Linked DNA regions of Mus musculus: region 2 is linked to region 1. The links are chromatin contacts, found by Hi-C or POLR2A ChIA-PET in ENCODE. All regions are on one chromosome and are shown on one strand. Each heading gives the region's core, a stretch centred on a gene start or an enhancer-like site at or near the end of the contact. The rest is flanking DNA. Distances are from core to core; before and after follow the strand shown.

The links. Hi-C counts contacts between places; a loop is a spot of excess contacts on that map. ChIA-PET counts read pairs that join two places held with the same protein, here RNA polymerase II (POLR2A).
Region 2: a loop to region 1 is called in a map of gastrocnemius, with 2.2 times the contacts of the local background. The contact joins the promoter of Il6 here to the promoter of Dnajb6 in region 1. A Hi-C loop is called at or near these places in 1 of 37 maps with a recorded cell type or tissue (gastrocnemius). POLR2A ChIA-PET finds 5 or more read pairs at or near these places in 1 of 5 experiments (Patski).

Annotation. Positions count from the first base shown.
Region 1 is chr5:29,733,972-29,737,196 of GRCm38, reverse strand. Dnajb6 (DnaJ heat shock protein family (Hsp40) member B6) reads right to left here and starts at 1,299. Exons shown (of 8, transcript NM_011847.4): 1 at 1,081-1,299. It overlaps Gm5129 (predicted gene 5129), which reads left to right and starts at 1,261. Exons shown (of 1, transcript NR_028426.1): 1 at 1,261-1,863.
Region 2 is chr5:30,011,429-30,014,369 of GRCm38, reverse strand. It overlaps Il6 (interleukin 6), which reads right to left and starts at 1,256. Exons shown (of 5, transcript NM_031168.2): 1 at 1,160-1,256; 2 at 810-994. The coding sequence starts at 1,178. All of the region lies in intron 1 of A230098N10Rik (a long non-coding RNA gene), which reads left to right.

The sequences.
Region 1 (3,225 bases), core at 50-2,549:
ACAAGAACAGACTAAGTTCAAATATCAGGGCGCTTGTTCTTTAGGTTGTTCCCTCCTCTGGCTTTTATGTCCAATATTTCTACTAAAACAGTTGCCTTAAAGTTGGTATCACTTCCCTAGCAAGCTGAGCGTCCTGAGATTCTACGGCCTAGAATGCGTAAACCCTAACCACAAATCTAAGGTTCAAATAAAGACGTTACAAAAAAACCAAAGTGGCTGCACTGGGCAGGCACTCCCCACCTTAGAAGGTGGGACCATCCCCACCATTCCCTTTCAACGGTTCACATACAACTTCTTCGGTAACAAAGCTTTTAAAACTTGACAAACCCCTCCTGTTTAAAAAAAAAAAAAAAAACTCCATCTCCAAAGTTTTTAAGACCTTTTAGTTTGCAGTGCAGAGTTCCTTGTCAACACAACCGAAGTAAATTAAGACTTAGTGTAAACTCCAGTTACATAAACTTTGTTACGTAAACCACAGCAAAGCAACCTTCGAGGCCAACATCAAACTAGTTTTAAAAGTAAGCTGAGCCAGGCGGGTCGCCTAGCAAACTTCCCAACAGTCCCTGGAAACCGCCTTGGCCTTCCCACCCGGCCCCCTTCGCTGCCTGGAGGCCTGGGCCGGTGATTGCGCCTTCCATGGGAGTCCTGCTCTTCGCAGGCCACCTGACCCCTTGCTTGCAGAATGCAGTGAGGACGCCAGGACTGGGTGACACCAGCCTTGCCTACTCCTGGAGCTCTGCGGCCGACCTAGCGCGTGCCGGACCCAACCGCCACCTTCGACCAGAGAACTAGGGAAGCGGACCGCAGCTAAGCCCCGAGCTAGGCCTGACCAAGAACGGCAAACGCTCTCCACAGACCCAATCTACAACCGGCCCAGACCAGGAACACCTTAAGCCCCAGACCTAGACACAAGACTACAGCCTAGACTGGAACCCGTTCGGCCTTGTGAGCAGTACCGGCCCCACTGTCGACCCGGTTCCTGCACCCGTATTCCGGGAGCCAAGCGGGTTAGCCCATTCGCAGGCCTTCCCCTCCCGCCGTAGTCAACCCTGCTTTTCGCCGCGGCTCGCGGACCCTCACCGAGGACACGGCGGCCAGCGAGGAGGGAAGTCAGGCGGCCGGTCTCCTCGCGGCTGTGGCACAGCTGCGCTGGTGGCGGTGGCGGCGGCGGCGTCTCCTCGCGCTTTCCTTTCTCTTCTTTTCTCCAACAACAAACAGGAAGTGCGTCACGCGGTGGCGGCGCGGCCCGGCGACGTCGACTTCCGCCCGGCCCTGAAGCTAACGTGCGCAGCAGCCTCCGTGCGCGTCGGACTTGATAGCGCTGGTCTAGCGTTCCGGAAGATTCTCGGAGCTGAGGACGGTGGGATTCTGGAGGGTTTACATAGGCGAAGGTGGCTGAATAGGGCGGGAAGCGTCCCCTTGCGCAAGCTCTGTGCCTGGAGGGCTCTAAAGCCTGAGGCGACTGTAGCCGAACCAAGGAGCCTGCGTTTGCCCGGAAGCAGGCTGGGAGGAAGGACGCTCACAGCCTCTGACACAGTGGATTCGGAGATAAGGACCTGATAGCGTAGTATGACTCACACTCCTATGGACTTGGAGAATTGTGGTCCCGAGGTTCGGCCGACCCAACAAGCAGGCCCGACTTAGAGTGAACCGTGAGAGGCCTCATCATTACCAACTCGCAGTGCTGAATCCAGGGTCTAGATTTCAAACACGGTTATTTTAAAGATGTATTTACTTTTTGTATGTGAATGTACTGTCTTCGGACACACCCGAGAAGGACATCAGATCCCACAATAAGCTCCTGTCTCAATAAATCAATAAGCTCCTGTATAAATAAATAGACATTTAAATCCTCACCCCACCCCCACTTACACCCATAGGATGAGTAGTTTTTCATCTTGCCCAGTAAGTTTCAAAAGGTTAGCTAACACTGCACTGGAAAGTAAGAATGAAAGAGAACATATTGATCTCAGAATGTTATGGTTGGACGCCCACCTTCTCAACGCCTGAGAAGGACAAGCACAGAAGATGTGGAGACCCATGATCTGAAGTCACAGATCCTTGGATGCTCCCTCACATGTAGGATATACTCAACTCCAGATAGAACCCTCCAGAATGGCTCCTTGTCTCCTTGCTTCTGTTCTGCCCCCAAGGTTCCCAAACACTACACTTCCCCTTTTGTGAAACATAGAATTTGGCCAGATCTCTTTTCTAATTGACTTTCAGCCCTACAAGATGGCTGTCCAAGACTGAAATGAAAACTAAGCACAAAAGTTCCCGCCCTTTCCTTTACCTTCCTCCACCTCTCCTTCCACCTTTCTGCTCTCAATCTTACCCACTACCACCCTCAATGGCAGGAATCAAGGAGTCTGGCCTAGTGACGAGTGGAAGGTGTGTGTGCTTGCATACTCCAGGGCTGACAGCCCAGCAACCCAAGCTTTCTATTGAAGCAGCGCCGAAAGACAAAGCCAGTTATAAGGTAGAGAATAGGGAAAGGAGTCCCCTCGCCTCAGAGTCTGGCTGAAGCCTCTTGCCACATGACATTTAAGAATTCTAACACGCAGGGCAGTGGTGGCAAATGCCTTTAATCCCAGCACTTGGGAGGCAGAGACAGGCAGATTTCTGAGTTCCAGGCCAGCCTGGTCTACAGAGTGAGTTCCAGGACAGCCAGGGCTGCACAGAGAAACCCTGTCTCAGAAAAAAAAAAAAAAAAAAAAAAAAGAATTCTAACACAGGGTCTGAGGAGATGACTCAGTAAAAAACATTAGTTGCTCTTTCTAGAGGATCTGAGTTCAATTCCCAACACCCATATCAGGTGATCCACAACTGCCTAGTACTCCAGCTCCAGGGGATGTGATTCACTCCAGACATGTGCATGTTTGCATGTAGACCTAGTTTTATCTTTCCCCAGAGCTTTCAAAAGACCCATGATATTAAATCTATATTAAAGTCTTTTGGGGGCTGGGAATGAACACCTTGTTTGTTTGTTTGTTTATTATTATATCTAAGTACACTGTAGGTGTTTTCAGATGCACCAGAAGAGGGCATCAGATCTCATTACGGTTGGTTGTGAGGCACCATGTGGTTGCTGGGATTTGAACTCAGGACCTTTGGAAGAGCAGTTGGTGCTCTTAACCACTGAGTCATCTCTCCAGCCCCAATGAACACCTTATTAATCCCAGAATTTGGGAGGTAGAGGTGGAGGATCTCTGTGAGGTCAGTTCA
Region 2 (2,941 bases), core at 7-2,506, 280 kb before region 1:
ACCTAGGCTATTAATCTTGTTTGTGATTTTTTTTTTCCTTTCTGTCAAGCAGAGTCAAAATACTTTTCATTTAAAGATGGGAGATATTTTAATCTAGGTAGGGTTGGTTGGGTTTTTTTTTTCTTGTTTGTTTGTTTGTTTGTTGTTGTTGTTTTTTTTTTTTTTTTTTTTTTTTTGAGAAAGGATCTCTCAATGTAGTCTTGGATATCCTGGAACTCAATATGTAGACCAAGCTGGCCTCTAACTCACAGAGATCTTCCTGCGTGTGCCTCCCAAGTGCTGGGAGGCATCCACCACCATGCCCAGCCTAATCTAGGTTGTGTGTGTGTGTGTGTGTGTGTGTGTGTGTTAGCACTTTATTGGGCTCTATACAATATGCATCTTATCTGGGCTGACCCTAGAGCATCCTGATTTCACACACACAGAACTTACTACATTCAGCCAAAAAGCACTTTCTGGTCCTTGTAGACTTCAAGGGATAAATGAAGGCAAAGAGATAAGGAAAAAGGAATAATGAGGGAAAAGGAATCCCCACCTAAGAAGCAATAGCTAAATTGGAACAGAGAATGGCCCACTGTGAATTTTCTAGAAATGCAGTCACATTCTGTATCTTCCAGACAGGAAAGGAACCCCTTCCCAACCTCCACTCAAAACCAGCAAAGAGGTGAGAAAGAGAGAACACAGTCTAGTCTGACCTTTAGCTTCAAATCCTAAGGGCCCTAGATCCCAGCAGAGAATTTCTAATTCAAGAGCAAAGAGAATGAATGGACGCCCACACTGGGTCTTCATCAGTTTCACAGCCTACCCACCTCTTTTCTCATTTCCACGATTTCCCAGAGAACATGTGTAATTAAGCCTCCGACTTGTGAAGTGGTATAGACAGGTCTGTTGGGAGTGGTATCCTCTGTGAAGTCTCCTCTCCGGACTTGTGAAGTAGGGAAGGCCGTGGTTGTCACCAGCATCAGTCCCAAGAAGGCAACTGGATGGAAGTCTCCTGCGTGGAGAAAAGGGAAAACCGGCAAGTGAGCAGATAGCACAGTTGGGCGCCTGCTGCTAGCTGATGGCTGCTGGCCAACCCACAATGCTGGCTCTCTGCCTCACACTCCTCTCTCACAGTCTCAATAGCTCCGCCAGAGGGCAAGGAACTGCCTTCACTTACTTGCAGAGAGGAACTTCATAGCGGTTTCTGGAATTGACTATCGTTCTTGGTGGGCTCCAGAGCAGAATGAGCTACAGACATCCCCAGTCTCATATTTATTAGGAGTCAACTCTCTAATTTTGAGACTCATGGGAAAATCCCACATTTGATAAAAATCTTTGTTGGAGGGTGGGGGTGGGGCCAGAGTGGGTGGGGCTGATTGGAAACCTTATTAAGATTGCACAATGTGACGTCGTTTAGCATCGAAAGAATCACAACTAGGAAGGGGAAAGTGTGCTTAAGTCATCCTTGAGGCTAGCCCTAAGAAGCATGAGCACTCTTCTTTTTTTTCTTTAAAAGTGACTCAGCACTTGAGCATGTCTTGATGGGAAAGAAAACTGAAATTCACAATGTTTTATAAGGAGAAAGAGAAGCTAAAGCTGATGTTATTTAAACGCAGGCACGCGCGCATGACAGACGACACACACATACACACACACACACACACACACACACACACACACACACACACACACATGAATAAGAGGCTAGGATTCTTTTGTATGTCTGTAAGGATCTACAGATGTTCTGACCTGAGTTTTTTCAGATCATACAAAGACACACACTCCCTCTCCCACCCCCAGCACCCAACCTGGACAACAGACAGTAATGTTGCATATTGCTTGTTTTTCCTGTGTCTTGTCAGGACCAGTTGTTTCTAATGGTTTGTTCACCTCCAAATTTTGTGCAGTTGTTTCCAGGAGTTGCCAGGTGGGTAAAGTGGGTGAAGTACAGAAATATCTTCTGTCTGTTGTCAAGCAATCTTGGCTTCCAAGTCCAAGCCTATTCTCTGCATTCTCCCCAGTGGTCTCTTGGCTATCTTCTTAGTTAAGACCTTTAGTCTCTGTGAGAGTTGCCCTTATCTGTTAGTGCTGATCCCACTGCTGCCAGGACACCCCAAAACATTTCCAGGTCATGCAAGGAGGCTTGAAGGTCTGTTGCAGTCCTCATGTTGTTGAAGTTTCTTTGATTCATGGTATATGGAAGATAAAGATATCGAAGAAGGACCTCATTGTATCTTAGCTAGCTTGTGTTTGAAGCTCCCTTCTACTGGATGACAGGATTTGAATCTGAAGGTGGTACGTCTCACTCTGAATAACCCCTCCAATGCTCAAGTCTTCTAGGCTGGGTCAAACTTAAACAGACTTCTTCCCTTTGGTTAGTTTCTTTTTCAGACTAGTTCCTGGTTTTCTGTCCACCTGTCTCCAGATATCTAGCTAGCATTCAGAATGATTCCAGGCTGAAAGTAGGCTCTGTACATAAAATCCAAAACCATTTACAAAACACACTCTCAGGATCACAATCAGCTTCTTCACTCTGCAGATTGCCTTAAGATTCTTGTTTTCTTATGCTCCCATGTTTAATAGTTCAAGAATTATATATCACTAGCATAGTTTCTCCTAGAATTCAATGTGAAGAAAAAAATTACACTAAAATAAAGAGAACAGCTTTATATCTAGCAGATTAATTTATATTGAGAATGCAAAAGGAGAATATAAGTACACTCTAAAGAATGTAACCCAGTGTAAACACACAGGCGATTAGAGTAGATTAAAATGAAAAGCCGGTTGATTCTTGTGAAGAAATCAGAAGGGGAATAAACTAGGAAGAAAGTTAAAACATGGGTGGACTTAGTGTACATACTAGGTCAGCCTATTGAAAGAAGTGAGTCCACCATTCTTTCACCGTGTGAAGCCCTGGTCTTCACAAAGGGACTAGGGGATTTTAGGTGAAAATGAAAAT